3 separate regions of the Homo sapiens genome follow, and all the other regions are linked to region 2. A link is an interaction called in ENCODE POLR2A ChIA-PET data of the cell type or tissue named here. Cell type or tissue: MCF 10A. All regions are shown on one strand. Links, peaks and the distances in the headings refer to the core of each region. The heading gives the core; the rest is flanking DNA. Region 1 has its middle 37 kb from the start of ZCCHC2. Region 2 has its middle 88 kb from the start of ZCCHC2. Region 3 overlaps ZCCHC2 (zinc finger CCHC-type containing 2).

The links. Peaks named below come from ENCODE experiments on the same cell type or tissue, not always from the same donor. Only the 100,000 strongest peaks of a DNase experiment are listed, where the experiment ranks them.
Region 1: POLR2A ChIA-PET joins it to region 2 with 8 read pairs; 4 of 35 experiments call an interaction of 5 or more read pairs at or near these places.
Region 3: POLR2A ChIA-PET joins it to region 2 with 7 read pairs; 18 of 35 experiments call an interaction of 5 or more read pairs at or near these places.

What each region holds. Positions count from the first base shown.
Region 1 is chr18:62,481,042-62,491,900 of GRCh38, forward strand. No RefSeq gene overlaps it. Among named protein-coding and RNA genes, the nearest start is that of ZCCHC2, 37 kb to the right of the region's middle. In MCF 10A, for the core only: no CTCF peak of the experiment used is centred there; DNase peaks (open chromatin) are centred at 4,810 and 5,450.
Region 2 is chr18:62,430,045-62,440,903 of GRCh38, forward strand. No RefSeq gene overlaps it. Among named protein-coding and RNA genes, the nearest start is that of ZCCHC2, 88 kb to the right of the region's middle. In MCF 10A, for the core only: no CTCF peak of the experiment used is centred there; DNase peaks (open chromatin) are centred at 7,257 and 7,617.
Region 3 is chr18:62,532,926-62,543,784 of GRCh38, forward strand. It overlaps ZCCHC2 (zinc finger CCHC-type containing 2), which reads left to right. Exons shown (of 14, transcript NM_017742.6): 2 at 6,756-6,867; 3 at 9,573-9,649. Among named protein-coding and RNA genes, the nearest start is that of ZCCHC2, 15 kb to the left of the region's middle. In MCF 10A, for the core only: no CTCF peak of the experiment used is centred there; a DNase peak (open chromatin) is centred at 5,226.

The DNA.
Region 1 (10,859 bases), core at 2,264-7,263, 51 kb after region 2:
AAATAGGAATTCTGGAGCTGAAAAATACAATAACTGAAATGAAAATTTTACTAGAGCTTCAACAGCAGATTTATGCAGGCAGAAGAAAGAATCAGTAAACTTGATGAGCTCATTGAAATTATCTAGTTTGAGGAACAGAAAGAAAAAAAATGAAGACATGTGAATAGAGCATAAAGAACTGTGGAATAATTTGCAGTATTCTAACATATGCATTATGAAAGTCCCAGAGAAAGAAAGGGATGGAAAGAATATTTGAAGAAAGAGTAGCCTCACATTTCCCAAATTTGATTTTAAAGAAGCTCAAAGAACTCCAGACACATAATCAAACCATCAAAAGACAAAGATGAAGAAAATCTTGAAAGCAGGAAGAAAAAAAATCTTAAAAGCAGGAACAGAGAAGAGAGACATTCCTAGATAAACAAAAAAGCTGAGGGAGTTTTCTGCCTATAGACCTGAAAAAGTCCTTCAAACTATAATGAAAATAATTCTAGTACCTAGACAGTATCTCAAAGCTATATGAAAAATAAAGAGCAATAATAATAAAAAGAAAGAACAATGGTAAAGATAACTATGTAGGTATTATATTAGTATATGATCGTATTTTTGATTTGTTATGCTTCATTATTTTTGTTTAAGGGTAGACACACAGACCAATAAAATAGAATGAATAGTACAAACCTATACATCTGTGGTCAACTGATTTTTGACTAGGATGCCAAGACCACATGGTAGGAAAAGAATAGTCTTTTCAACAAATGGTGCAGGGACAACTGGATATTCACATGCAAAATACTATTAATAAAATTGGATTCTACTTCACACCATAGATAAAAATTACTTAACATCGATCAGAAATCTAAATGTAAGAGCTAAAACTATAACACTCTTGGAAGAAAACATAGAGGTAAATCTTCATGACCTCACATTTGTCCATGAATTCTTAGAAATGACACCAAAGCCACAAACAACAATTAGACTTCATCAAAATTTAAAACTTCTGTGCTCTAAAGAATTATATCAAGAGAGTGAAAATACAATTCATAGAATAAGAGAAAGTATTTGTAAATTATATGCCTGAAAGGGTCTAGCATCCAGCACAACCTAACAACTAAAAGACAACTCAATTTAAAAATGGGCAAAAGACTTCAATAGACATTTCTCCAAAGAAAATACACAAATTACCAACAAGCACATGAAAAGATACTCAATATCATTAGTCATTATGGAAATGCAAATCAAAACCACAATGAGATAACACTTCATGCCCACTAGAATGGCTATTTTTAAAAATGGAAAATATTTAGGCATTGATAGCACCCATCAGATGGCCAAATTATTATTTACTGGACCAGGCCTTTTCAAAATTATCAAGCAGATAGTCAGGGCCCGTAAAGTGTGCCAAAGAAATAATCCCCTGTACTGCAGGCCATACATTTCAATCCCTGTATCTTTAACCTCCTTGTTAAGTTTGTCTCTTCCAGAATCAAAGCTGTAAAACTACAAATCATTCTTCAAATGGAGCCCCAGATGCAGTCCATGACTAAGATCTACCACAGACCCCTGGACCAGCCTGCTAGCCCATGCTCCAATGTTAATGACAGCGAAGGCAACCCTCCCAAGGAAATCTCAACTGCACAACCCCTACTATGCCCCAGTTCAGCAGGAAGCAGTTAGGGCGGTCATCAGCCAACCTCCCCAACAGCACTTGGGTTTTCCTGTTCAGAGGGGGTACTGAGAGACAGGACTAGCTGGATTTCCTAGGCTGACTAAGAATCCCTAAACCTAGCTGGGAAGGTGACTGCATTCACCTTTAAACACGGGGCTTGCAACTTAGCTCACACCTGACCAATCAGAGAGCTCACTAAAATGCTAATTAGGCAAAAACAGGAGGTAAAGAAATAGCCAATCATCTATTGCCTGAGAGCACAGTGGGAGGGACAAGGATCAGGATATAAACCCAGGCATTCGAGCCGGCAACGGCAACCCCCTTTGGGTCCCCTCCCTTTGTATGGGAGCTCTGTTTTCACTCTATTAAATCTTTCAACTGCAAAAAATAAAAATAAAAAAATTAAAAAAAAGGAAAATAACAATATTGGTGAGGATGTGGAGAAATTGGAACCCTTCTACAATGCTGGTGGAAAGGAACAAAAACTAGTGCAGCCCTGTGGAAAACAGTTTGGCAGTTCCTCAAAAAGATAAACTTAGAATTACCATATGATCCAGCCAGTCCACTCCTAGGTATATAAGTAAAACAATTGAAAACAGGTATTCGAACAAATATTTATACACAAATGTTCATTGCAGTACTATTTACAGTAGTTGAAAACAATTGGAGGTTCCTCAAAAGCTAAACATAGAATTACAATCTGACTTCTAGTTATAGACTTAAAATAATTGAAAACATGGACTCAAACAGAAATGTGTGTGCCATTGTTCCTTACAGCACTATTCACCGTAGCCAAAAGGTAGAAAAAACACAAGTGTCCATGAACACGTGAAATAATCAACAAAATGTGGTATCCATACAATGGAATATTATTCAGCCATTAAAAGAGTTATGGTTGCACAAATCTATGAATGTAATAGAAACATTTGTATGCCTAAAAACCTTATACTCAGGACCAAAATTGAAGTTCATTCACTAACCCCTGAATGACCAGTATACAGCTTACTTTGACTATTAACTCTGGGAGAGTGCTAATGAAAAAAAATGGTGTATAGGGAGGGTACATTCTCACAAGAAGTAGACTCAAGGTGCTGAAGTTCTGGGCAAATTTCTAGCATCAGCCATGGATTTGATGTGAGGCTGGGGTCTCCTGGAATAGCTCTGGTTGCTCCTGAAGGGAAGGTTCATGAGCTTTGCTTAAAGCCATTCTAATTTGCTTTCAAACCTGTTTGATTTCAGCTAGGAAAGTGTTGCAGTTAGCAATCCTGATTGTGACAATTATAAGCCCAAATATAGCATTTACTCTGCTGTAGAGATACAGTGGTAGTGTTGAGACTAGCTCAGGGCAACACTGCATCATAAGGACGGTGAGAGATTTAATACCTATAAGGCTGTTCTCTTCTCACTCTCAACTGTTCCTTCCATGTTTTAAATTAAATATTTCCCCCTTTTCTATTCTTCCCTTCCTTCCATTCCACAGCTTCTCTCCTTGGCGCTGTTTCCCATCCACCAGCTCAAGATCATTCCAGTGTATCTGATGAGATCTCAGACTTTCAGAAAAGCGATTCTTGGAATGCCATCTGGCTAACCATTAGATATGTCCAGACGGACACTTTGCGGATTGTCTTCAGGAAGGAAGAAAAATAGAAGGGAGTCTCAGAACTATTTATACAATTATCCTGCAGGCTTTGGCCTGGAAAACAAGAAACTAGGACTTTCAGGTTTTTGATTGCATTTCTTCTTTCCTGTATTTCATAAAGTTTAAATTATAACCATCTGTTTCAGAAGATATAAAAATCCTGATTCCATCTTCTTCCACGTTAACAGAATACTAACCCTGTAGGGAACCTTATATCAACGGAGGCACTCAATGATAACTATAGTAAAATCACAGGGAAAAACAAGCACCAAGCTGCAGTTCATTGCCTGTCCTGCCTACCTCATTGGCCTCCTGCACCTGCTGATAAAAGGGGCATCTCTCTCTAGAAGGCATCTCATCAGGCAGATGTTTCCCTGTGTAGCTGTATTGACACTGACACTATGTTTTCTGCTTATTTGATGATGGTGTTGAGAAGGAAGAGGATGGCAATGATGATGAAACCTCTTTTTCTTCCAACTCTCATTAGACCATTATTCTTTTGCTCATCTTTAATTCTCAAAATATCCCCAAATCATTCCTGGTGAATTCATAGGCATTTCACACTTTGTGATTAATTTAATTTGCTTGCAGCCTTACCGCCTATAGGACAGCGTGGGTGTGAAAAACACCACTCTAAAATTCACCATCTGCAATGAGTCTTACCCTATTCCCCACTCCGTCACTTCTCCCCTCTCGATTCTGTATGTAATCCTCTGTATCTTTCCAATAAGCTGGAGGCAAGACATGACATTATGGCCACATAAAATCGCCTTTTCTTATGGTCCAGGGACGCTTTGTGCTGTTTTTGGTTAATGTGTTAGACTCCAATCTTCTCTCTCAATAGGCTTTCTGTCTTCTCTAGGAAACAGTTTATTTTTCTTTTCTTGCCGTTAATAAACCTTTATTGAGCACCAACACAGCAACACAGTTGAGCCCCAAACCAGCAAAGCACTGTGCTGGATACTGGAGATATGGAAGTAAACAAAACCCGGTTTTTATCCTACAGCAACCAAAACCTAAAGGAGAACAAATCATGCAAAGAAATACCTAAAATACAATGAAACAAGAGTTCACAAGTGAAGAGTTCGGTAGTGTGGAGGAGGAATGATTCACAAACTATAGCATCTTTATTTTTTTCTTCTCTCACATGACTTTCTAATATTTGATGGTGAATTTCTTCTTATTTTACTATTTCATATTTCTTTAAAATCTCTCTGTTTTTAAGGCATGTGTTTTTCATTTTTTATAACACTCTACCTACCTTTGGGGGTCTCGCAGATAAATATAACCTTTATTCTGTCTGTTGGATCTGTGTGGGATATAGAAATCAGGTAAAAAGAAAGATTTGCAGTGGGTAGAAACGCAGCCTCTTGCTGGCTTACAAAACCGTGCAGGTGCCGCCAAGCGCTGGGATAAAATATGCAGTTGAGTCACACACCATGGTCGTGGCAGATATGCTGCAGGCTCTTAGGAGGAAGAGACAACAAAATGAGTCAGAATGAATGAGAGGAAAACCTCCCCCTCCAGCCAGAAAGAGAAAGCCTGGGAGGCTAGACAAGTTTTATTAACACGTCTTTCAAGAGAATAGCAGAGGCACGCTCTGACATTACTCAATGTCGGCCTCACTGTCAAGGTGAAGCATGTTTAAGAAAACATGCTTTTGAAAACAAGTGGGATCCACTCAAAACATCGTTCCCTCCTATTAGGACACTAAGCCCATCAGGGGGCTAACACAAATGTCTTAGAACAAAAAGCAAACATTTTAAAGAGGTTTGCTGAGGGCTGGGAGATGGAGAGGAGCGAGGAAATAGAGAAGTATATTACCTGAGAAAGATCAGAGAACATAAAATCTCTTTTTATCTTGAAAAAGGAATCATGTGTTTGTATAAGAGGAGTAATTAACTGCTTATTAATGAACTGAATGAAAGGAATATTAGAATTTTCTGGAAAATATTTAAGGCCTTGGCTGAACTAACAAAATGACCCACCCCTGGGGGGTCACCCCTTGACTGAACTAACAAGAGGACCCACCCACCATACCTGAGGGGGGTGCACCTTGAGAAGGACTCCTTGCACTGACTGGGTATTTCAGGTGAACTAGCGACTCACCTCTGGGAAAAGAGCCAAGAAGCTTAACTGCCTTTTTAAAGATAGTGTCAGAGGCAAAGGTGAGTCAACACAGCAAGCTCTCTGTCCCTTGGGGCCAACGTGCATAATGCTATTGTAGTAACTGAAGTGAAAACCCAGGCTGTCATTCCACCACTTTTGAGGCCAAGGCAAGAGGACTGCTTGAGGTCAGGAGTTTGAGATCAGCCTGGGCAACATAGTGAGAGCTTGTCTCTAAAATAAGGAAAAATTCAAAAATTAGCTGGACACGGTGGTGCATGCCTGTAGTCCCACCTACTAGGAAGGCTGAGATGGGAGGATCCCCTAAGCCCAGGAGGCTGCAGTGAGCCATAATGGCACCACTGCATTCCATCCTGGATGGCAGAGCAAAACCCTATCTTAAAGAAACAAACAAACCAAAGATTATGCTGTGTCTCACACTTTTGCTCCCAAAGATACTCTTTGTTCCCCGGGAAATTAGTGATTCTGTGAATCAATGGTAATATTTTCACTTTTTGTCTTTTATAAATTCATTTATTAATTTTATAGATATTCTCTGTGTTAAAAACAATTTTAGTTGCTAGGGGTATAGCAGTGAACTAACCAGAATGATATCATCATGGAACTTACTGTCTAGTGAATGAATTGTGACTTCTCAAACTACTTTGGTATAAAATACAAGGATATATCTTTTGTCTCTTGATTATGTGTTCTGAAATTCTCTTCTTGAATCTTTAGCAGTAAGCTTGTTATTGGCAAAGATAATATTTTGATACTATGTTAAGTACATGCCAAGGACTTAACCTTTATGCCCAGGTAATTTGTAAACATTTTTTTTTTTGAGACAGCGTCTTGCTTTGCTGCCCAGGCTGGAATGCAGTGGCACTCGCATGGTTCCTGACCTCTTGGGCTCAAGTGATCCTCCTGCGTGGCTGGGACCGAAGGCCACACCTGGCTAATTTTTGTAATTTTTGTAGAGACTAAGTCTCACTATGTTGCCCAGGCTGGTCTCGAACTCCTGGCCTCAAGCAATCCTCCCACCTCAGCCTCCCAAAGTACTGGGATTACAGGTGTGAGCCACCACACTTGCCCATAACTTTAAGAAAGAAGAAAACTGAAGTCTTAATGGGAAATGAAGTTTTTAATTTTCTTTCAAATTATACCCAAAGCAAGTGTAACTGTGACTCAATATTTGATATATACTTTAGGAGGGGCAATGCATTTTTATAATGTGATAATTTTTTAAGTTGTTAAAACAGCATCCAAACTAATATTATACAGCAAGTTGTGGCCATAGGCCAGGAGGTCCTGGACACAAATCTATCAGAGCAGAGTGTGCTTTGCCTCAGAGCTGCCAAACACAAGGAAAGGATAGACGGCAACCGCTACACCACACAAATTTATCCACACATTTAACATCCATGCATTTATCCATGCACTAAGCCTTGCATTGGGCACTGAGGCCATGAAGAGGCAAATGAATTGGTCCACAAATTCAAAAATCTCACAGCTAAGCAGAGAAGCAGCTTGGTGGGTAGATAAATGCCTGGGCTAGAGCTGTAATGAAAAGGTGGACCTAGGGCAAAATGAGCACCATGCAGGGCTGGTTAGCTCTGTCTGAAGGAGGGTGGGACGCAGGTACACCAGTGTTGGAGCTGATCTGCCAGGCAGAGGAGGGGAAATGTATATTCAAGACAATAGGTGCAGAGGCCATCTGACGTGGGGAGTAGGCCTGAGAAAGACTCTATATTCATTTACCAGGGCTGCCATAACAACATAGCACAGGTTGGCTTAAACAGCACACTTGTTTTCCCACAGTTCTGGAGGCTGGAAGTCCACAATCACGGTGCTGGCAGGGTGGTTTCCCTTGAAGCCTCTCTCCTTGGCTCCCAGCTGGCTTCCCTCTTGCAGCCTCTGCCCATGGTCCTTCCTCTGCACGGGCATCCCTAGTGCCTCTCTTGGTGTCCTAATCTGTTTTCCTTATAAGGACACCAGTCAAATTGGACTTGTGCCTGCCCTAATGGCCTCATTTTAATTTAGTCAACTCTTTAAAAGCCCTACCTCCGACCACAGTCACATTCTGGGTATTATTGAAGGCTAGAGCTTCAAGATATAAATTTAGGGGGAACATAATTCAGCCCCTAACAGATTCTAAAGCAGTAGTTCTCAAAGTGTGATGCTATGGGCCCCTGGGGGTCTCCAAGGCTCTTTCAGAGGGTCTGCAAAGTCAAGATTATGATCATAAAAATACTAAGATGTTATTTGCCTTTTTCACTGTGTTGCCATTTGTAATGATGTTTCGATAGCAATGGGGGATACAACTACAGCTGCCTTAGCATGAATCAGGACAGTGGTGTCCGATGGTTACCATTAGTCATGGTATTCTTCACTGGCATCCACGATGGGTTTTGTCCTAAGCAAGTTTTACATTAAAATGTCCTTGATAAAGCAATATAAGCTTTTTTTTTTTTTTTTTTTTTTGAGGCGGAGTCTTGGTCTGCTGCCCAGGCTGGAGTGCAGTGGCGTGATCTCAGCTCACTACAACCTCTGCCTCCTGGGTTCGAGCAATTTTCCTGTCTCAGCTTCCCGAGTACCTAGGATTACAGGCATGCACCACCACACCTGGCTAATTTTTGTATTTTTAGTAGAGACAGGGTTTTGCTATGTTGGTCAGGCTGGTCTCAAACTCCTGACCTCAGGTGATCCGCCCACCTTGGCCTCCCAAAGTGCTGGGATTACAGGCATGAGCCACCGCACCCAGCGGAACTATTAATTTTATTAAGTCTTGACCTTTAAGCACATGTCCTTGAGTGTTCTGTGTGATTAAACAGAAATTATACATAAAGCACTTCAGCTGGGTATCCAACTACCACGGTTAATCTCAAGGAAAAGCACTTGTAGTTTGACTTGCAAGGTGAACTAACTGCTTTCTATATGGAACGCTCCTTTTACTTGAAAGAATGGCAACTAGGGTTATTCAGACTTGGCTGTTTGGTAGACATTTTCTGGAAATGAGCCAAGTAAGTTTGTCACTCTAAGGAAAAACAACTGATAGATTTGCTTCTTTTGAGATTTTAAGCAAAAATTAGATTTTTGCAAGTCTTGTATCAGGCATCATGAGTTTGAGAGCTTCGCAATACTTAAAGATTTTGCAGGTGAGATCAGTGGTGATGTGAATGGATGTAGTTTTGATATTGTATAATAAAATGAGTCAATATTTAGACGATCCCCACAACTCAGTGAACGAATATTTTCCAAACAGTCCATGCATGATGTTATAAAATAATGCATGAACATGGATAAAAGATCCTTTCAAATTGCAAAATATACGGATTAATGTAACTAATTGGGGAAATTTCACTCATACAGTTTTATAGATTCCACATTGCAACTAAACTTAAGAAACTGCTACTAGTCTACTTTTGGTGAGGTTTCAAATAATATTCACAACTATAAGAAAGGCTGTGACAATTCTCCCCTCTTTTCCAAACTCATATCTGTACAAGGTCAGATTTTTTTTCACGTAATTAAATTAAAACTCAGCTACTCGGGAGGCTGAGGTAGGAGAATTGCTTGAAGCTGGGAGGCAGAGGTTGCAGTTGAGCCAAGATCGCACCACTGCACTCCAGCCTGAGCGACAGAGTGAGACTCTGTCTCCAAAAAAAAAAAAAAAAACAAAAAAAAACTCCACAAAAAACGTATTATAACAGATCGAACACAGAAGATATGAGAATCCAGCTGTCAAATAGATGCTAAGCTTCATATTAAAGAGACCTATAAAAATATAAAATAATGCCAGTTTTCTCACCAAATGTGTTTTGTTTTGGAAAGCAGAACAACAAATGAAAACGCTATTTTTCATAAAAATATGTAATTTACGTTAACATACATAAATGGATGAGTCTTTTATTCATGTTCATGCATGATTTAGTATTGCTTTGAAATGATTTAATCAACATTTTCAAAAATTTTTGATAGGGTAACTACACAGCTATAATTCACACAAACCAAACCTCTTTGGAGTTCCAATAATAATTTTTAAGAGTATAGAGAGGTCCTGAGTTCAAAAAGTATGAGAACTACTGCTGTAAAGATACAATTTCCACTGATAAGGCACACTACGGCATGTGGAGAAATAACAGCAAATGATTAACTGAAATTACAAGAAATTTTAATTCACTAAAGGCATCTGCCAGACTGCCACCAGGACACGGCTGCCTACTGCAATGGACCCCCATCACTGGGGACCTTGGTGCATGGACCTGTTCAGAGGCATCCACACAGCTTTACAACAGCAGCACGGCATATAGATTCTAAAGACATTGCATAACCTGGGAACAATATAAACAACATACATTTACATTATACATTACAATATGCATTTCTGGCCTCAAAAGGACAGGAAAAAGTGACCCGGAATGTGGGCTTCAGATGGGCAGGAGAGGTGGTGTGTTTTGGTCACAAATGTTCCCTCATGCCTATGACAATGCCTGACTCATAATTGGTTCTCAATAGACTTTTATTGTGTAGAAAAATGAATGTCATGCTAACTTTTATACATTATGTGATGGTTAATATTAGGTGTCAACTTGAGTGGACTGAGGAATGCCTAGATGGCTAGTATTGTTTCTGGGTGTGTCTGTGAGGGTGTTGCCAGAGGAGATTGACATTATGGTGGGTGGGCTAGGAGAGGAGGGCCCACCCTCAATGAGGGTGGATGCCATCCAATCAGTGGCCAGCACAGCTAGAACAAAGCACGGGGAGGAAGGGAGGATACGTTTGCTTGCTGCATCTTCTGGCTCTCTCTTTCTTCCTGTACCAGACCCTTGCTTCCACTCCTCCTGCCCTTGGACATCAGACTCCAGGTTCTTCTGCCTTTGGATTCTGGTACTTGCACTAGTGGCATCCCAGGGTATCTCGGGCCTTCAGCCACAGACTGAAGGCTGCACTGTTGGCTTCCCTGGTTCTGAAACTTTCAAACTTGGACTCCACTACCAGTTTCTCTCTTTCCCCAGCTTGCAGATGGCCTGTTGTGGGACTTTGCCTTGTAATCATGTGAGCCATTTCTCCCTAATAAACTCCCTCTGGAGAACCCTGACTAGTACACATTATAATTAACAATCAGCCATCAGGTATTCATTGGACAGCTCTTCCTAGTAATAAAAATTGGGCTAGAAACTATAAAACCATATGGCCAAATCATAAAATATGATATATGTTATCAAGGTGTTTATTGTAAGTTGGGAACAGAGACAATTACACAGGGAGAATCACCATGAGCTGGAGTGACCAAGGAGCTGTGATTTGAGCTAGGATGAGAAAGGGAAGCAAAGACAGATCTGAAAATCTACATACTGAGGAGAAATGGGAGATACTTTTGATTAGAAAGAACTGGATGAAACAATGAAAGACCTTAAAAATTAGGTCATTGACCTGAAAATAATTTCA
Region 2 (10,859 bases), core at 2,724-7,723:
TCTGAAATCTTTCAAAAAATGAAAAAACATTAAGCTACAGGTTTGAAAATCTCTAAAAACTCCAAGTAGGATAAATTCAAAGAAAACCATACCTTGAGCACTTTAAAGGTGGCTGGTACAACTAAGGAAATGAGGTTTTAATTGTATTTTATTTAAATTAATTTAGATTTAAATAGTCATATACAGCTAGTAGCTACTTACTGGACTGTGAAAGCCTAGGACAGTTGCTAAAAGAACAAAGGAAGGGGCTGGGCACGGTGTCTCACGCCTGTAATCACAACACTTTGGGAGGCCGAGGCGGGGGGATCACGAGGTCAGGAGCTCAAGACCAGCCTGGCCAACATGGTGAAACCCCGTCTCTACTAAAAATACAAAAATTAGCCGAGCACGGTGCCAGGCGCCTGTAATCCCAGCCATTCAGGAGGCTGAGGCAGGAGAATCTCTTGAAACCGTAAGGCGGAGGTTGCAGTGAGCCGAAATTGCGCCACTGCACTCCAGCCTGGACGAAAGAGCAAAACTCCATCTCAAAAAAAAGAAAAAAAGAGTAAAGGAAGGATATAGAACAAAGAAAACTCAAGCTGGAGAAATATAAGCACTAAAGTTTCTAATGATATTCATGTCCAAGTTGAGTCATACACAGCATATATTGTTGACATCTTTTATAAGAGCCAGGTCTTATGGTTTTTTTAGGTTTCTGGTCTGTATCCTCTTTAGTGACCATTGCCCAGTATTGAATAGCTACAGAAAATTCACAGCTTAGCTCTGACCAGCTTTTAGGGGACATGCCTTCCCCATAGAAAAGACACCATTTCTGAATAATCACATTTGCAAACCTGGATTTACCTCGATCTAATCGTGATTTTGTCCTTCTTCCTCCAGCCCTGAGGCTTGAAGTGTAGTCTGCCGTGTCCCCAAATCCACCCAAGATTGATGCTTCTAATCCAGGGTGCAAACACCTTCTACAGTTGCCCTAGCAAAGCCCCAAGAGTTAGGACTATACCCTTAGAGCTTCCTGAGTGCTTTCAGGAAAATTCACAAGGAATGCCAATCTGCAGAAACAATTAATTTTGTCAAAATCTTCCAATATGAGTCCATCCATTTTCTCTAACCCAGAGGACAGAACAGTCTCTCCATTCTGAATAAAAGAGGCCTGATTTAGATGTTCCTCCAGGTCAAGAGAAGCTGGACTTACTTTCTTCCAAAAAAGGTGGAAGAGGAAGAGAACTAACAACGGTGTTTAATCTTCTGTGTCCTTGGTATGTCATCACATGACATACAGGTATCCACAGCTCAAGGAGTTTTCACTTCTGTTCTCTACACCTCTAGAAAGTTATAGCAAAGCAAGGAAAAGCAGGACAGGGGCACTGAAATGAACAGAGATAGAGGAATTTTGTAGGAGAGTTTTCAGAGGTAAAGACTTGAGAGGCTTATACTTGAAGTTTGCAAATCCATGAAAATTATGATTAATTTTGAAAATCAAGGACTGTTTGTTTGTTTTACCAAATTTCAGGCTATCAGATGCAGAGAGTAAAAAGAATGTAGTTTGGGGCAAATAAGAGTGAGTCCTCTTGCATTAAAATGAGTCCATTGATTACTATTTTTTAAAAATTCTAGGCCGGGCATGGTGGCCCACCCCTGTAATCCCAGCACTTTGGGAGGCCGAGGTGGGCGGATCACGAGGTCAGGAGATCGAGACCATCCTGGCTAACACGGTGAAACCCTGTCTCCACTAAAAATACAAAAAATTAGCCGGGCGTGGTGGCGGGCACCTGTAGTCCCAGCTACTTGGGAAGCTGAGGCAGGAGAATGGTGTGAACCCGGGAGGCGGAGCTTGCAGTAGCCAAGATCGCACCACTGCACCCCAGCCTGGGTGGCAGAGCAAGACTCTGTCTCAAAATAAATAAATAAATGAATAATAAATAAATAAAAATAAATTCTAGTATGTGGTAGGAATTCAAACTAATAAAGAAGCTCCAGAAAGGTTAAACTGCAATTAAAAATAACAGGTCCTTAGCTGGCCATTAAAAGATGTAAGAGATCGTGGGCGTTGGGGCAGCCCAGGGAAGTGCCATGGGTGCAGGGCTTTGGGCCAGGACAGAAACTGCTCCCCTTTGGGGTCAGTTGAAGCAGGGATCTGGTCATCAACTCTCAGTCCTTATGTATGAGGCTTCCCGGGCAAGTCCTGCCCTGGTTTACCCCATTCTCCTGGAGGCTGCTGGAAGCATGAATCTTGTTTCCAGAGCACCAGGGTGGAGGTTTGGAACAACTGGGTACTTGCTATTGGAATTCCTGAAAAATGGCAGCAAATACCCATAAATAAATGTTAGGAATTAAATACAGAATGCTTGGCATTTCACATATTTTTAAAACATTGTTTACCAATTTCTTTCCTCCTTGCCAGTTGTTAGAGTTGCCAAACAGCTTTTTAAGGTTTGGCCTACGCCCCACCTCTCAAATTATGACCCTGGCTCGAGGAAAACATTATCTGGATCCAAACTAGCCAACGGTATATGTTTGCTTAAATAACCAGATTTTATTCCACACCTGTGTCAAGCATGCAAGGAAAGGGTGGCCTTAGGCTATAGGACACAGATTTGGCTTTGACAGCTGAGAGGTCAAAACAGGGAGAGCAAACCCAGAGCTCCACTGACCGGCTTTCCCTGATCCCCTCTTCATAGCAGGCTTTGCCAATTGATCTGAGCCCTTCTTCTCATGGGGCAGAAACAAAGTCTCACAATCTTCAGTGCAACTATCTAAGAATGGCACGTTTAGAGTAGGCACCAAAATGAAACTCTGATTATAGCTTAATGTGGGTCCCTAGTGGGAAGGCCAAAGCCTTATGCCAATTGCTAAATTCTTTGACGGTGCAGGATAGCTCTTTCCAATGAGACAACTGGTTGCCCTTAAAATACCTTGCAACTCCATTGTCGACTGGTACCAGAAATTTGGTCATCAGAACATCTACTCCAAGAGTGCATAGTCTTGGTCCTTGTAGGGAAGAAACTTGGAAGTCCTGTACGTGTGTTTACTCATGTAACTCTCATAACCTGCTATCATCCACATTTTATTTTATTATTTTATTTTATTTTGAGACAAATTCTCACTCTGTCACCTAGGCTGGAGTGCAGTGGCGCAATCTCAGCTCACTGCAACCTCTGCCTCCCGGGTTCAAGTGATTCTCCCACTTCAGCCTCCTGAGTAGCTGGGATTACAGGTGCCCATCACCATGCCTGGCTAATTTTTTTTGTATTTTTAGTAGAGGCAGGGTTTCACCATGTTGGCCAGGCTGGTCTCAAACTCCTGACCTCAAGTGATCTGACTGCCTCAGCCTCCCAAAATGCTAGGATTACAGGCATAAGCCACTACGCCCGGCCTATAAACCACATTTTACAGATGGAAACATTGAAGCTCAGAATGAATTGCCTTAGATCATACAGCCAGTAAGTGACAGAGCCAGAATGAACAATACTAGGGTCATTGCACCCCCAAAAGCCTTGCTTTCTCCACATATCACACAGCCGCTAAGTGTGAAGATTTGATACGGAGCCAGGGGAAGAGAGCCTGGGAGGCAGCAGGAATTAAGTTCCTTCTTCTCAGAGAGAAGAGGCCCATAGGAAGCCTGTAAAGATAAATTGCCCAGATTCCACAGTCCTGCCTAGGGCTGGACTTGGGTGAAAACAAGAGAGCATCAAAGTAGAAGCTGACCTTTCCACAAGAATCAAGGTACTTGTGTCCATTGGGATTCAGCAAATTGCCTTTTGTCAGCCAAGAAGAGAAGCAGGTGGCAAATATCTGCCATGTGATAAAGGTAACCGTAGGAATGTAGGTACCGATGTTGGTGCTTGTTTTAATACCAAATTATATCTTCTTCTTCTCTTGATAGACATGAGTGTCACCTTTAACTGGCAAATCCCCCCAGAATGCTGGGCCCGCTCTAGCAGTGGGCCTAGTGTATTTGACACCTGCAGTAGATCGTCTTTAACAATGCCTCTACCATATGACAAAATTAGTTTTAATGATAATCACAAAATTAAACAAATAATGATAATGGCAGGGAAAGAAATGCAGACAATGAAATTTCTTTTCTTTTCTTTTTTTAATTAAAGACAATTTTTTTGGCCAGGCACGGTGGTTCACGCTTGTAATCCCAGCACTTTGGGAGGCCGAGGCACATGGATCATTTGAGGTCAGGAGTTCGAGAACAGCCTGGCCAACATGGCGAAACCCCATCTCTACTAAAAATACAAAAAAAAAAAAAAAAAAATTAGCCGGGTATGGTGGCATGTGCCTGTAGTCCCAGCTACTCAGGAGTCAGGAGAATCGCTTAAGCCTGGGAAGCGGAGGTTGCAGTGAGCCAGGTCGTGCCACTGCACTCCAGCCTGGGCAACAGAGCAAGACCCTGTCTCAAAAAAACTTTTTGCCACCATGCCTGCCTCTGTTTTTTTTCCTTTTTTGGTGGAGATGGGGTCTCACTACGTTGCTCAGGCTGGTATCAAAATCCTGGGCTCAAGCAATCCTCCTGCCTTGGCGTTCCAGTGCTGAGATTACAGGTGTGAGCCACTACGCCCAGCCCCAGTTTTTCTTTTATTAAACTTCACATATATAATCATGGCAGATAAATAAATACTACATTGCCAAAAAAGGAAAAAAAGTAAATACTTTTAAATTCTGGTCTTTTTCTGAGAAAAGGGGAAGAACTTTTACCTACATATTGCTAATGCATGGGACATTATAGTTTTTGGTTCTGAGACTTCTGCAAATTTGTCAGTGATTTAATCAAAGTTGATTTTCCTTGCAGAGCCACATTTAATATGCAATGTAGCCAGGTTTATTATTCTAGCTTCACTCACTGTTGGCAGAGGGATACTTTTGACTCATCTTAATTTCTGAAGTTTTGTTTCCCCCGTAGCCAAAAGCATACAAGAAGTTCAGAAAAGCCATAAACATAAGGATAAATTTGCAGATTCCATTGCACAACAAATTCCGGAAATGGCAATACACTTCAAGTCTTTGTTTCTTCAGGATGGATTATTGTAGCAGCTTTCAAATGTCTCCACAGTTGAACATTTTTCACTAAGAAAACCATCACCGGGAAATGTATTATACGTTTCTATTATACTTGGTTTTCAAGTTTTCTGCAAAAATCAGGGAAAGCAGCTGAATGACAGCAAGCAGGGACTTACTTAAACCATTGTGTTCTGTCCAGCTCCTGGTAAAATTGACTGAGGTGTCCAAACACTGCCTCTGAAACTTCTTCTGGCAATTTAAGACTGGCACCTTGGATCATTTCATCCAACACTTCTTCTTTGACTGTTGATTCTCTTTTCTATGTAACTGTCCATTTTCTCCCTGACAATCACCTTTTCTTCTGGTGGAGGTAACAGCCCCCTCTCCACATTTCTCCGTGCTGATCTGCAAGGAACGATTTTAAAAAGCTTGGTGTACCTGTTCAAGGTGCATTCTGACAGTCTGAATATATTTTTGCCTGGTTGCAGAGGTTGCAGAGAATGACAGAATTGAAGTCATTCAAGTTCCTTGTCTCTGCCTACAATCACTCCCATTGTCTACTTCTCATCCACTGTTTGGAACAGACACGTGTAGCGGAGTGCTTGTGAATTGACAGCCAAATTAACTTCCATGTGGAATACAATGTTTACTAAAGGATAAACAGTAAAAATGTGCTAATTTAAGCGGAAGCTATACTATTAAACTCAACAGTAACCACAGCTGTTTAGAACTTAGACCAACAAAAGATGATTGGAGGAGGAGTACTGTGTCCCTAACATTATATAGAATTGCCAACACGTAGAGCCGTGCTTAGATCGTTTTATTAGTGTTGTTAAATTCTCTGCAGACAATGTCCCCCGTCATTGCCTGCACCAGGGCAGACTGTCCACTGCCCTCCCTTGCTATACCATAGATCTTAATCTACTGCAGCCTTTAACCAGAAAATTCAGTGGCCTCCCGTGCACAGCTTAGATCTCCGGAACATCCAACCCTTCTGACTATCATAAGAATTCTTACTGATTTCATTATTGACTGGATTAAATAGATTTAAAAGACAGAAATCTCACAGGTTTTTTCCTCCTGCTCAAGTGACAACCCCTTTCGCTATGAAGGAACCCACCAATAACACATCCCTGTCATCTCTCAAGCCCAGCTCTTGCTGGGGAAGAAGAGGGTTCTTTCTGGGGTCTCCCTCTGGCTCCCTGTGTACTCTTTTATCCCTGGCATCTGGGAAGCGGAGTCCTTGTTCCCTTTCAGCTACTAATTAGCTTTGGGATCCTGGCGAAAATGACTTTTCCTTCTGCTTCCTCATTAAAAACAAAACAAGGCCAGGCGTGGTGGCTCACTCCTGTAATCCCAGCACTTTGGGAGGCTGAGGTGGGTGGATCACCTGAGGTCAGGAGTTCGAGACTAGCCTGGCCAACATGGTGAAACTCTCTACTAAAAATACAAAAAATTAGCCAGGCATGGTGGCGGGCGTCTGTAATCCCAGCTACTCGGGAGGCTGAGGCAGGAGAATCGCTTGAACCCGGGAGGCGGAGGTCGCAGTGAACCGAGATCACGCCACTGCACTCCATCTCAAAAACAAAAACAAGCAAACAAGCAAATGGGCAAACATTTAACTGAGTGATTTCTCAGGCCCCTTCAGGGCTTGGCTAGGAGGTCAGATGGCCTTGGCTGGGCCATCCTGGGCTGCTGCAGATGGTGTCAAGGAAGTGAAAGTTCAGATCCTGAAACCGCTGCTCCCTCCCTCAGGCGTGGCCGCAGGCAGTTCCTTGTCCCCATCCCGGGGACATTGCTGACTTTTTAGCTGGTTTCCTTGTTTGGCATCCTCAGAACCATTAGGCCCTGGAGATTTCCAGATGTCTTTTTTAACAATCAGAGCTGGATTTCCTGGGCAATGCCCGCCTCATGCAAACATTCTTATTTTTTATGGCACTGCCCTCAGAGTGTGCAGGAATGAGTTCTAAAGGACAACTCTGGCTCGGCCCAAGGCCATGCTTCCATTCCATACACCCCCTCACACAATCTCACTCCAACCTGTGACGCAGGATGGGGTAGAATCATTATTCCCATTTTAGAGATGGGGAAGCTGAGATGCCAAAGCTTGGAATGAACCACCCAAGGTGATACAGCAGCCCTTTGGGGCAGAACTGGAACTAGAACACCCTCATCCCCATTTCTCCTTACTCACCCACCCCAGCTCCAGCTAGCTTAGCTCAGGCTTGGCCCAGGCCCAGTAATCCCGGTTACACAACTGATATCGGGCACGTACTCAGCTAGAGAGTATAAATAGACCCAGTGCCTTGCCACTGAGAATTTATGATTCAAAAATCACAAGGTTTTACATTGAGTAACCAGATGTCTTTAGAAATATGGCAAAGGAGTAATAGCATAGAAACAGCTCATTTCTATGACTTTGTTTATTTGTGTGTTTTAAATTTGTCACCTATGTCTGGCAACAACACATTTAGGAAGCTGTCCTAAAAAAAGCTATTCACCAGGGATGACACATTTGTGGCACATGCCCTGAGGAGTCCCTGGGGATGTCTGTGGCACGTTGCGACTCTATCACAGCTCTGCCCACTTGGCCCAGATGAGCCTCAGAATCTTCCCTAATCCAGCACTCTGCCCAGACACGTATCTGACAGGGGATTTCAGCTAGTGAGCCAAATTCGATTTGCTGTCCCTGCCACACATTTCAGGCTGCTTATTCCAGGAAATGTGAAATTCCGGTTGTTTGCCCTTTCAGGGAGCTGCAGCCTGGTAACCTTACTCTTCTCTCCATTCACACCACCCCCCCACCCCCCAAACAAGCACTAGGGGCAACGAGCTGCTGGGAAGTGCTAAGCACAGCTTAAAACAGAAGTTACACACCTGAGGTCTGTAAAACCTCGGCAGAAGTGGCCGCAGTTGACTGTGGAAATTATTTCATTGGTAAAGCACTCCTTCCTGAATCCTTCCCAGGATTCCTGGGCAGATGTTCTTTGTAAAGCCCCCTCCCCCAGCCAGAGATCCTCATGTGCCTCATCGCCTTGAGAATCGCAGCTGTCTTGAAGATCTTTCCTATTTCTGGGAGGACTGAGTCTTGAAGGTGGAGTCAAATCGTTTGGAAATGATTTATGTGGACATTTCGGCCGGGGTGAGTGGTGAGGAAGGAACCCTGAGCGCCAGCCACACCCTTTACCCTTCCTAGGACGTCCAAGTCGCATACCCATTAAGTTAGTCCGTCTTAAAGGTCAACATGGGGTAAGTCCGGGATTAGGACCTGAAAGGAGCCATGAGCCCTGTGCTGGGGCTAAGTTGCATTCCCCCAAAATTCCACGTCCACCCAGAACCTCAGAATACAGCCTCATTTGGAAACAGGATCTTTGCAGATGTAATTAAGGGGGGAGATGAGATCACACTGGATTAGGGTGAGCCCTCAATCCAATGAGAGTGTCCTCATAAGAGAGGGAAAGGGACGCACAGAGACACGGAGAAGGCCACGTGGCGACGGAGGCAGAGACCGGAGGGATGCCGCTCCAAGCCCAGGCGTGCCGAGGAAGAGGCAGGGGACGATTTTACCCTGGGACCTTCGGAAAGAGCATAGCTCTGCCAACACTTTGATGTTTGGACATCTGACCTCCAGGACTCTGACACATACATTTCTGTTATTTCAAGCCACCCAGTTTGTGGTCATCGGTTCCAGCAGCCTTCTCAAACTAATACACTTTCCAAATAATATACCTGCTCCCAAGTCTTCACTCAGGTTCTGCTCTTGGGAGAGAGGAAACCCAAACTAAGACAGTAGGTATAAATACCCTCATATTACAGGTGAGGAAACTGAGGCACGGCTTCACTCACAAAGCAGCTGTGGGACCCAAGCACCCAGCAGCTATGTTGGGGCTCAGATGAGGCTGAGTCCATTCTCTACGCTGTCTGCTGTGGCGCATCAGTGATTCTGAATGTAAACTGAAGGCCTACGGCAGCTTTGTCAGCTCAGCAGCCAAGCAAATGACCCGAGAAAAATGGGGGCAATCACAGGCTACTTGGTGCTGGAAATGGGGTCATTAAAACATAAAATTATCAGACCCTTTTGTAAGCAATGGTTGCCGTGAGAAGGCCCATGAGGCAGTAGGGGGTGGGGAACTAATCTCTTTCTTTACACCTTGGGGAAGCAGACCTTCAACAGGCTCAGTCGCCAGGTCCTTTGTCGCATACATGGTCATTGGTTGGGAAGATTCAGTTAATCAGGGCACTTTGCCTGAGAAAATCGCTTTAACAATTTTTTTTCTTTTTTATTATTATTATTATACTTTAAGTTTTAGGGTACATGTGCACAATGTGCAGGTTAGTTACATATGTACACATGTGCCATGCTGGTGTGCTGCACCCAATTAACTCGTCATTTAGCATTAGGTATATCTCCTAATGCCATCCCTCCCCCCTCCCCCCACCCCACAACAGTCCTCAGAGTGTGATGTTCCCCTTCCTGTGTCCATGTGTTCTCATTGTTCAATTCCCATCTATGAGTGAGAACATGCAGTGTTTGGTTTTTTGTCCTTGCGATAGTTTACCGAGAATGATGATTTCCAATTTCATCCATGTCCCTACAAAGGACATGAACTCATCCTTTTTTGTGGCTGCATAGTATTCCACGGTGTATATGTGCCACATTTTCTTAATCCAGTCTATCATTGTTGGACATTTGGGTTGGTTCCAAGTCTTTGCTATTGTGAATAGTGCCACAATAAACATACGTGTGCATGTGTCATTATAGCAGCATGATTTATAGTCCTTTGGGTATATACCCAGTGATGGGATGGCTGGGTCAAATGGTATTTCTAGTTCTAGATCCCTGAGGAATCGCCACACTGACTTCCACAATGGTTGAACTAGTTTACTGTCCCACCAACAGTGTAAAAGTGTTCCTGTTTCTCCATATCCTTTCCAGCACCTGTTGTTTCCTGACTTTTTAATGATTGCCATTCTAACAGGTGTGAGATGGTATCTCATTGTGCTTTTGATTTGCATTTCTCTGATGGCCAGTGATCATGAGCATTTTTTCATGTGTTTTTTTGGCTGCATAAATGTCTTCTTTTGAGAAGTGTCTGTTCATATCCTTTGCCCACTTTTTGATGGGGTTGTTTGTTTTTTTCTTGTAAATTTGTTTGAGTTCATTGTAGATTCTGGATATTAGCCCTTTGTCAGATGAGTAGGTTGCGAAAATTTTCTCCCATTTTGTAGGTTGCCTGTTCACTCTGATGGTAGTTTCTTTTGCTGTGCAGAATCTCTTTAGTTTAATTAGATCCCACTTAACAATTAATAGCTAGGAAAAAAATACGAAGGTACTTTTTCCCATTGTTTGATATATTTTTCAACATAATATTTCTTACTATTTTTTGAGAGCTTCTGAATACAACCCATATTTCATCTTCAGGGATAAAAATCCTCAAATCTTCTTGCCTTTTCCTTAATTTATAATTATTACTGAAAATAATAGAAAAGCATTAGCAACCTGGCTGGGCTCAGTGGCTCACGCCTGTAATCCCAGCACTTTGGGATGCCGAGGCAGGCGGATCATGAGGTCAAGAGATCGAGACCATTCTGGCCAACATGGTGAAACACGGTCTCTACTAAAAATACAAAAATTAGCTGGGCATGGTGGTGCACGCCTGTAGTCCCAGCTACTCGGGAAACTGAGGCAGGAGAATTGCTTGAACGTGGGAGGCAGAGGTTGAGAGAGCCAAGATTGTGCCACTGCACTCCAGCCTGGAGACAGAGCAAGACTCTGTCTCAAAAAAAAAAAAAAAGAAAAGAAAAGAAAAGAAAACCCTTAGCAACCATGTTGTATGTTTACACAGACTTTA
Region 3 (10,859 bases), core at 2,443-7,442, 100 kb after region 2:
ACTCAGGAGGCGGAGGCAGGAGGATCACTTGAGCCCAGGAGGATAGCTTGACCCAGCCTGGAGGATCATTTGAGCCCTGGAGGCAGAGGCTGCAGTGAGCTGAGATCATGCCACTGCACTCCAGCCTGGGTAACAGAGTGAGACCCTGTCTTAAAAATAAGTAAATAAATAAATTTGATCTTTCACACTAGAATTTTAAGTTCCCCAAAGGCTCGGGCATTGTGCCTCATTTTTTTGTCAGTGTTGTATATATCATCATTGCTCAGTCATAATTTCCTGTGTTTGGACTTGGAAAATATATAGCTTTGAAAAATACGAGGCTGGGTGTGGTGGCTTACGCCTGTAATCCCAGCACTTTGGGAGGCCGAGGCGGGTGGATCACTTGAGGTCAGGAGTTCGATACCAGACTGGCCAACATAGTGAAACCCTGTCTCTACTAAAAATACAAAAATTAGTCGGGCGTGTAGTGGGCGCCTGTAATCCCAGTTACTCCTGAGGCTGAGGCAGCAGAATCACTTGAACCCGGGAGGCAGAGGTTGCAGTGAGCCGAGATCATGCCACTGCACTCCAACCAGGGTGACAGAGTCAGACTTCGTCTCAAAAAAAGAAAAAAGAAAAAATACCAATATGATACACTGCTTTAAGATTAAGTATATCGAGGCTGGGCACAGTGGCTCAAGCCTGTAAACCCAGCACTTTGGGAGGCCAAGGCAGGTGGATCACCTGAGGCCAGGAGTTCGAGACCAGCCTGACCAACATAGTGAAACCCTGTCTCTGATTTAAAAAAAATACAAAAATTAGCTGGGCGTGGTGGTGCATGCCTATAATTCCAGTTACTCCAAAGGCTAAGGCAGGAGAATCGTTTGAACCTGGGAGGCAGAGATTGCAGTGACCCGATATGGTGACATTGCACTCCAGCCTGGGCAACAAGAGCAAAACTCTGCCTCAAAAAAAAAAAAAAAAAAAGACTAAGTATATCAGGCAGTGATTTTGTCTTATTTTGAATTGTACTTACCAGTATTTACTTTATAAAAAAATTTGCAGTTATATAGGATAGGTACAGTTATTTTGGAAATAAGAGGAATTGTTTCTTTATATAAAAAGCGTGGAACAAGTGTAGATTTGAATTGAATCTTCAATGGGTGGATGCTGACTGGCTGTGCTTATTTAATATACCTTCCAAATCAGACTATTAGCAGCCTAGGCAACATACCAAGACCCCATCTCTAAAAAAAATTAGCCTGGCATGGTGGTACATGCCTGTAGTCCTAGCTACTCAAGAGACGGAGGTGGGAAGATTGCTTGAGCAGAGAGGTCAAGGCTGAAGTGAGCCGTGATTGCGTTGCTGTGCAATCCAGCCTGGGAGACAGAGGGAGATCCTGTCTTAAAAAAAAAAAAAAAAATCTGATTATTTGTACTCCCTGTGTTAATTGAGCTTTTGTGTGTGGGTGCATAAATTGGTGCAGACCTAGCAGTGACATTTTGATAGGATGGAAAAGTCATATATTAACCTATTTTCTTATTGCTTGGATAGTTGATGGTAGGTAGCCTGTAGTGTTTGATCTCCAGTTTATGATCTACTTGAGGGGTGGTGTGAGTCAGATGTAGAATTGGGGTAGTGCCTTGTGTGATTGGAAAGATAATTAAACTTTGGTCACTGAAGTGAACGCTCTATAACATAAATGTTGGGGAATTTTTATGTTTCTTGTTAGAAATGTCTAAATTGGGATGTGTCCCGTAGTACAGTTGATTTTTGTCTTGGGTATCAAATGATTGAAATTCACTGGTGGTCCTAAATGGGAGACGGCATGGTCACATGTGAACCAAATGCTGTAATGTTTGGGAGTATTTGCTTGAAAAGAGGTCATCCCTCATACAGAGAGGTTGTGGCATTGAGTATTGAGTAGTTTTATTAGTTTGGGAAAATTGCCCATTCTATAATAACTAGTGGTGTGAAACACAAGTCCTAATGCAGTGTTGGCAACACTATATAGTAAATCAGTTACTGCCGTAGATCCTTCTTAGGTTCTATAAGCTTATGTTTCTACAAGGTTCCAAGAATGTTTTTGCACTGGGGGTGAAGCAGTGGCTCTGCTGCAGGTGCTAGAAGGCATGGAAGCTCCTTCCAGCTTCTGAGCCCAGGCTCACATCCTTCCTGACGACCCCTTGGCCTCCCTCCCTCATCTCTCGTGGGGCGAGACTGCGACAGCGAAGGCAGAGTCAGATGTGGGCTGGGGAGGAGATGTGCGCTTCTCTAGATCCTTGTGCACTCATGCATGCATTCTTTTCACCTCACCCCAGAACACCCTGATGTGGGGACTTAAAGATGTGGGGGCTGCTGGCCCAGGGATATAGCAATTTCTGGATCATCTTCCTAGTTCTAGGGTTAAAAGATGTTTTCCTTCTGTAGTGAGAGCATGTTGGCAAAGGAAGCACAGATGCCAGTGCTGAAGGAGGAGACCTATGAATCTGCCTATTTAAAGAACAGAATTACCCCCAAACTTAGTGGTGTAAAACAATGACCATTTTATTACCATCTCTCACAGTTTTGTGGGTGAGGGATTTAGACAAATAACTATAGTGAAGAGTTTGTCTCTGTTCTAGGGTGTCTGGGACACAGCTGGGGCCCAGATGGCATCCCTAGACCCCTCTCCTCTCTCCACGTGGTCCATCAAGTGCGGCTGCCAGGAGAAGTGCATGTCTCATGTGGTGTCTCAGGACTCCAAGCCCAAGTGTCCAGGAGGCCCAGGGCTGAGGCTTCCCAGGACCTAACTTTAGAAGAGCATCACCACCAGCACATTCTAAAGCCAGCCTAGATCCACTGGGTGGGGAATTGGTTCCACTTTTCAGCGGGAGGAATATTAAATAATTTTTAGCTACCTTTAATCCGCCACGGAAGCTTAATAGAATGTTGTTATATATTGCTGTTAATTTTCTAAGTCTCATTTGACAATTGGGAAAACTTCAGAAGAAGTTAGTGACTTTGGTTTTAAAAAATAAAAAACTCTTACTGCTGTGTTATTATATTTGGAATATCTTGGATTTTTAAATTTATAGTCTATATCGAGGGACTACAAGAACCATGTAGAATATTGTTAGACGAACTAAAACTCCATCTATGACCTTTGTTCTAATGGTATGTTTTCAGAGAAGAGTTTTTTAGGATGTCCAGCTACTTGGCTGTTTCACAAGGTCCCCACAGTTAAGAAATCTCAAGTATGTAATTGTGATGGGTCTACGTGTGATCTGTGGCAAAACCATCTAGACCACCTGAACCACATGCCGTGTAGGTTTGTGCTAACCAGTAGCTCTTGAGGCAAGCGATAGGACAGAAGAAGCTCTGCCTCAGGCGAGTTAAGAAAGGAGAATGCACTCCTACTAAAGTTCTTTGTATGCTTGTGCGTATTTTTGCAGGTTTAGAATCTTTAAACCCTGCTTTCTTGATACAAACAGAGAAAAATCCACTTTTCTCGTGGTCCTGACACTTTTCTCCAACTAGTCTTTGTAAAATACTGATTCTGGCATTTCATCTGTTCTGCATTTTCATGGGAATCTGAACTTAACAGATAAAGTGGGTGCCATTCCTCTTTATATGATTCCATTAAAGAAGGAGTTCTCAGATTTTATGCTACCCATCCCCCTAAGGAAAGTAAAGAGGGAGTGCAGGGCAGACAGCATCGCCGAGCAGCCACCCACCATTGGGGCTGCCGATTCTCATCTCCAGCTCATGCAGCGTTACATGAGTGAGTTTAGTAATAGCTTCTAAACATAGTCTACGTGATTTTATAGCATTGATACATGCTGAGACTTGGAGGAGAAAATAAACATTTAATTAGTAGATATATCATGGGTTGATGAACTTAGGACTTTGGATAGAAACTCAAACTTCATTTTTCTCCCTAGGTTATTAAACAGGAGGTTACTTGGTTAAATTGGGTTCATAAAGTTAACTTCAGACTTCAAAAATGTGATTTTGATTGTGAAGCAAACTACTTTCATACAGTTGCTTCAATTTAATGTTTGTGGAGGCAGTGTGATCATTTCCATTTTTAGTTTTTATTGTGATATAAAATATATAGCATAAAATTCTCATTTTCTCCTTTTTAGTGTACGGTTCAGTAGCATTAAGTACGTTCCCGTTGTCATGAGTCATCACCTCTGTCTCCAAACATTCTATCATCCCAAACAGAAATGCTATACCCATTTAAAAAATAACACCCTATTCCCTCCAGTACCTGGTAACTACTATTCTACTTTTTTTGTTTGCTTTAGAGACAGGGTCTTGCCCTGTTGCCCAGGCTGAAGTGCAGTGGCGCAGTCATGGGTCACTGCAGCCTTGAACTCCTGGGCCCAAGCAGTCCTCCCATCTAACGAGGACTACAGGCACATACCACCACTTCTGGCTAACAAAAAAAAAAAATTCTTTTGTAGCGATAGGATCGTGCAGTGTCGCCCAGTCTGTCTTGAAATACTTGCCTTATGTGATCCTCCCACCTTGGCCTCCCAAAGTGCTGGGATTGCAGGCGTGAGCTACCACACCTAGCCACTATTCTACTTTCTTTATCAACTTGACTATTCTAGGTATCTCATATAAGTGGAATCATGCTGTATTTGTTCTTTTGTGTCTGGCTTATTTCACCTAGCATACTCTCTTTGGGATTCATCTAAATCCTATTATGTATCAGAATTGCATTCCTTTTTAAGGCTGAATCATAGGTAATTGGATGTGTACACCATATTTTGTTTATCTGTTCATCCATTGATGGGTTTTGAGTTTACACCTTGTGGCTATTGTGAATAACTGCTATGAACACTGATGTACAGATTATGTTTGCATTTCTGCTTTCAGTTCTTTTGGGTGTATCTTAGAAGTGGAATTGCTGGGTCATAAAATAATTCTGTGTTTAATATTTTGAGGAACTGCCTGACTGTCTTCAACAGTAGCTATACTATTTTTGTTTCCACCATCAATGTGTAAGGGTTCCATTTTCTTCATGTCCTTGCCAACACTGTCTTTTTTAATAATAGTCATCCTAATGGGTATAAAGTGGTATCTTCTTATGCATCTCACTAATGAAAACATTTTTTTCATATTTTGCATTAGTTTACATTTGAAAGTATTGCTTTAAATTTGTGAACTATATATGAGCAATGTAGAGAAATATTTCGCTTTAAGCAATGGTTGACTGGCCAGGTACAATGACTCACACCTGTAATTCCAGCACTTTGGGATGCCGAGTTGAGAGGATCACTTGAAGCCGGGAATTTGAGGCTGCAGTGAGCTATGATCATGCCGGTGTACTTCAGTCTGGGCAACAGAGAGAGACCCTGTCTCAAAAAAAAAAAAAAAAAGAAAGAATTGGTTAACCTATTCACCCAAGCTTCTTCCAGTTAACACAACTATTTGAGAGGATTATATAGCACTTTATTTTCTTTGTTTTTTAAAGTATTTACAGCAATATTAAAATTTTTGAGAAGCAGAATCTCTCGTGGGTAAATGTGGTTTTACATTTTTTAATAAAATATATGGTCTGGGTTAGGATATGTATGGTTTTGTTATTAAAATAATTCATATCTGCATTTTTAAAAAACCAGTCGCATTGAAAATTGGTAAAGGCTATCAGGCCAAGTGTTTCAGAAGTTGGATGTTGACTGAAGAGGTCTGTACTCTCCTTATTAAATGGTTTTAGGTAGACAGTCTTTGTTTCCTTGGGTTTCTAAATAAAGGAAGACAGACTAGAAGGCAGAAGTTTAGCTCCCAAAAGTATATAATGTGCTCTGTTCTCATAAACAGAGCAATTCATACTTACTGTCGGGTCGGGATGTGTGATTAGACAGCAGAACAAAATATTTTTAAATTGAGATTTGTGGGGAGCTTAGGGTCTTCTATTTGCCTAATTTTTTACAGAAAAAAATATTAATGTATGTTTACTGCAGATTTGTAAAATCATAATTGATTCTTAAAACCAAGTTGATTTTGATATGAGTAGTGTTTTGAGATTCTGCACATAAAGGGAGGGGATAAGGTGCAAGCTGTAATAAAAAACTGTCATAAGGCTATTTATTTACTTACTTAATATGATGTTGTAACAGTTTGTATGTGACAGTGCTTGATTTCTGGCGAGCTGTTTGTAAGTTTGGCATCACCTTTATTACTCCAAGCATCGGATCTAGGAGTCAAAGTTACCCCGGTTCACTAGTGATTGGCTGAGCAAACTCAGTTAGGTTTAGAGCACCCAGTTGCTGTTAGATGACTGAACCTTAATGGTAAACTCCCTGCCTGTACATATTCTTGTTTAGAAATCCTTGGCATGTATTGATGATACCTTTCATAAGACTTTTTCCTAATAAAGCATCTTTTTAGACTGTTATTAAAACCAAACAATGAATAAAAATGGTGTAGTGATTCTTGTAAAAAGTACACATGCCGTTCCCTATGGAGGATTAGTGTAAAGGGCACCATTTGTTATGTGTTCCTTTGATTTGGATTCAGAATTGACATCATTGGCAACTCTGTATATTATTAAGCAATTTCCTGTGTCCCAAGAAAGCTAGGACAGTCAATAATTAATAGAGTGCTCATCTTCTGCTTGCGGCTCTCACACTGTGCCTTTGTGCCCATAGTGTGCAGTCACCTATTGGACCTCTAAAAATTGCCACTAAAATGGTTGTTAGTAAAATGAGAAGACCTAAATCTGTGATTATTACTCTTAGTCCATGGTTTAAGTTAACGTATCTCCCTCTTTCTCATCTAGAACAACTCTGCTCATGGTGATTACATGCAAAATAACGAGAGCAGCTTAATAGAGCAAGCTCCAATACCTCAGGACGGACTTACCGTGGCACCTCACAGAGCTCAGCGAGAAGGTATGCTCTCTTTTTTGTAAACTTAAAGCATTAATACATCAAAAGATTACAGGGTGCTCTTTACGCTGATTAACTCTAAACTTTTTACTCTCCTTTTTGAAGTGGAGAAGTCCTACTGGTCCTAGGCTTCACTCAAGAGCCAGTCCTCCTAGTTCTGCCATCTGCACGCTGGGTGTTTCCTGCGCCACAGCCCTGCTTGTCCTAGCACGCACACAGTCATTCTGCTCTGTAGTCCATTGTCTTGGCTGAATCTTAAACCTGGTTGCATGCTTCTGGGGGGCAGAGACCCCCAGAGTATTTAGTATAGTGCTTTATTTGCAGAATTGAGCTCAGTGTCTACTGAGAAAATGAATTTTATACAAGTTCTCTGGAAGAGTAAATAAGTTACTTACAAATCCATTCTTCCTGCAATAATGCAGTTTTTAAGAGGGCTGGAATGAATGGGTGGAAGGACATTGCCATCTGAACAGGAATGAATTCAAATTATTCTTTCCTCTTTGCATTTGGGGAGCCATTAACCTGTGCTGGGAGAGAAACTGAAATGGAAAATGTAGACTGCCATCTGGGCTTTAAAAGAGCCAAGGATATATGATAAGCTTCACACTCAGTTATAACAATTTTGAATTTATGTCATTATGTCTCCTTTTTTTTTTTTTTTACCAGTAATAATCCTTTTTGTGTAATACATTTTTCCTCACAGAGGAAAAATAGGTCTGAATTTTTAATGTTGAACATAAGTGTTTATATAATGACCACTTCTATTCAAGACGATCACGGTACTCCTATCTTCCCAACTAAAGTACTTTAATCAGACTACTTCAGCTAAACTCATTGAACATACGAATAACCTGAAGTGGAGTTGGTTTTACAATGAAGGTCCTTTTTTTTAATAAAAATATTTTAGAAGAACGTAGAGATTATATCAAAATGCTGACAATTAACTGTAAAGGTGGTACTGTAGATTATTTTTCTTGTATTCCTACTTCTTAAAAAGTGTAATACATGCTTTTTAGTTTTAATTTATGAGGGTTGGGGGTACTTTCACTATGGCCATTCCTCATCACATACTCCTGTCTTCTCTTACCTTGATTCTGGTAGCCAACACCAGACAGAACTTGAAATTATCACTGAAGCTGTGTTCCCATGTCCTGTAATGTCATAGTGGCTTTTTCTGCTAAGCAAAACTGGGTTCTGACCAAACAAAACCCAAGATCCCCTACCCTTGAGGGGACCAATGATTTGCAGAAGTAGAGCTGCTTTATTTCTGAATATAAGATTAGTTCAGAAGATTTTTGTTGAATGGCGTCATCCTTTAACTTAATATAACAGCTTTTGGAAACAGCATACCCTCCCATCACCACTTTGGCTCTTATCCTATTGCACAGTTCTAAGGAGTTACAGGCTTTTGCCTGGCTTTTTGAGATTTTCCGTTGTTTCCATCCTCAACATTTCTGGCCCGCAAAGGGGAAACTGGCCCACAAGCAGGCCACCAAACACTATATATTTGGGAAGTTGACACAAAATACTGGTAATGTTATATCCTTTGTTTATTATAAGTGTCTTTTCCCCTGTGTATTTCTGTATCTTATGCTTCATGCCTTCTCACTGCCCACCTTCCGTGGTCTTTTAACAGTCTTACTCCTCCTCTATGCTTTTGTCACTTTGTGTATTCCACTTTGTCTATTTTAACTTCTTCCTCTAAGGCAAAATGAATGAATGCCCCTTTTTTCCTCCATCTCCTGCTCTCCTGAATCCAACAGTGTACCCCCCACACCCATTCTGTTGAGTTACTTTCCTAACCTCTTCTCTGTAACCTTTAGCATATTCATTATCAGCCTGATATTACCTCCCTCATTATCCTGAAAGTGTGGTTTCTTCTGTTCATACCCTGAACAGCAGTGTCTTTAAGTCCTTAGAGTAGAGTACGCTTTGTAGATTGGCTCTTTTGAAATTGATTTATTTCCTAAGGTGGTACTTTTATTAAAGGTGTCGTAAAATGGATAGTTGGGGGATTTATACATTTGCTTACTTCATGAATAAACTGATTATCTAGTTCAATTCAGAGTGTTTTAAAGTTTAATATAATTTATGTTTACTATTTTATCTCTGTAATGTAAAAAAATTTTGCCACAATGAACGTTTATTATAATGTTCAGTTTATATTTATCATTATATGATATTGAGGGTTACATTTGAGACAAATAATTTTTAAATTCCTCAGCTTGGTATATTACTTTTGAGTAGTTTTTTAAAAAAATTAAATGTAAAACTAGATATTTTGTAGTTTATACCTACTATGTATTAATAATTGAAAGAACCATATTTAGTTGATATTAAAATGCCGTATTTGTGGTAATCTGAATAACAAGTTGGAAGATTATCATTTGGAAAAATATTTTAATTGCAGGTACCTTTTATTTTTATCCTTAAAATCTTTGGTGTTAATAGAGTGTTTGAATTTACTTAAACACTCAGCATGTCGTATGGGTATAGAAAAAAATTTTTTTCATGGGTGGATGGCACATTGCTATGCTTCTAGTTTTTTTGTCTTCTTTTTTTTTATTTCATGATTTAAGACCAGTCATAAAGATGAAAGTGAGTAGCTTAATTGTTAAGCACTTGTCAACTTTTAGGGTTACTTTAGGTAAGTGAAATGTGTCTATAGTCTTTGTAGCACAAGTCACCGTGTGTTTTTTTTCTTTCAGCTGTACACATTGAGAAGATAATGTTGAAAGGAGTCCAGAGAAAAAGAGCTGACAAATACTGGGAGTACACTTTCAAAGTAAGCCATTTTCCCCACAAAAGATACCTCACGTGCTGTGCTCAATGATCTTTGGGAAAACTTGTGGCAGGTTTGCTAATTTAAGGGAAAAGGTATATATGTTTGTTTTTAATTAAGAGAATGTACTGTTTTTTATCATATACTACTGCATGGTTTGCCAAGTTTTTTTGAAGTTACATCACATTAAAATAACCCTGGCTATTTTATTAAAAAGAAGTAAGAGCCTTAGATTTAGGGACGCAATTAAGATGTAAGATACATCTTTAAAAATGCCATTGTGTTTTAAGTCAAGATCACAGGCATTGTCTTTCCTGGCATTGTTCTCCCTGGTATTTTCCTCCTCCTCTTTGTTCTCTGTGACGCTTTTATTGCCACTGCATTGCCCTGTCTTCTTACCCATGATTGGTTTTGGTGCCCGTCCTTTCCACAGCTGGGATTAGCTGTAGAGCCCAGCTCTGATTCTGTGCTCCCAGGTGAAGACTTTGCATGTCTTCTTCTTGCCCGTCAGCTGTATCGGGAATTCCTTGTCCACATCTTCCTTACTTCTCCCTGCTTGAGCTACGCCTTTTCTCCTCAGGTTGGATGGCACGCACCCTGAAGCCAGGTGGAACCATGCCACGTTTTTGTGAATCCTCACTTCAGTTCCTCTCCAAAGGCATTGCTTGCCAAATTTTGGCTGTCCCTCTCTCATGGAGTTATTTCTGACCCTCCACTAGAATGTTTTCTCCTTCATCCATGATACTCTGCCCTCGTACCTTTCACAGATCTTTCCAGTAGATATTCTCATGGAGAGCAGGAATCTTCATTCTTCATCCTCAGCCATCCCACCACTTGCTCGTTGAATGAATTTCCAAACTCCAGCTTTGCTTTAAGGGAGAAAGATCCTCAGTTTGCAGAATTTCAGCCCTCATCTCCTGGTGTCTTACTGCGGCATGCGTCTCGCTCTTTACTCTCCACGCTCAGTCAGGCTGGCCTCTTTTGCTGCTGGAGCTCACAGCTTGCCTTCCTAAAGGCTTCACTGTCCTCTTGCCTGAAATGCTCTTCCCCCATTTCCCCAGACCGAGGACAGGCCACCTTCTGGCTCTAAAGCTCCCTCCTCCGAGATCCTTCTTGACACCCCAGTTCATGTGCATCTCTCCGTTCTTGTACCATGCCCTATGCGTTTTCTTCAAAGCACTGATCACTGATGGAAATTCTTATATATTCACTT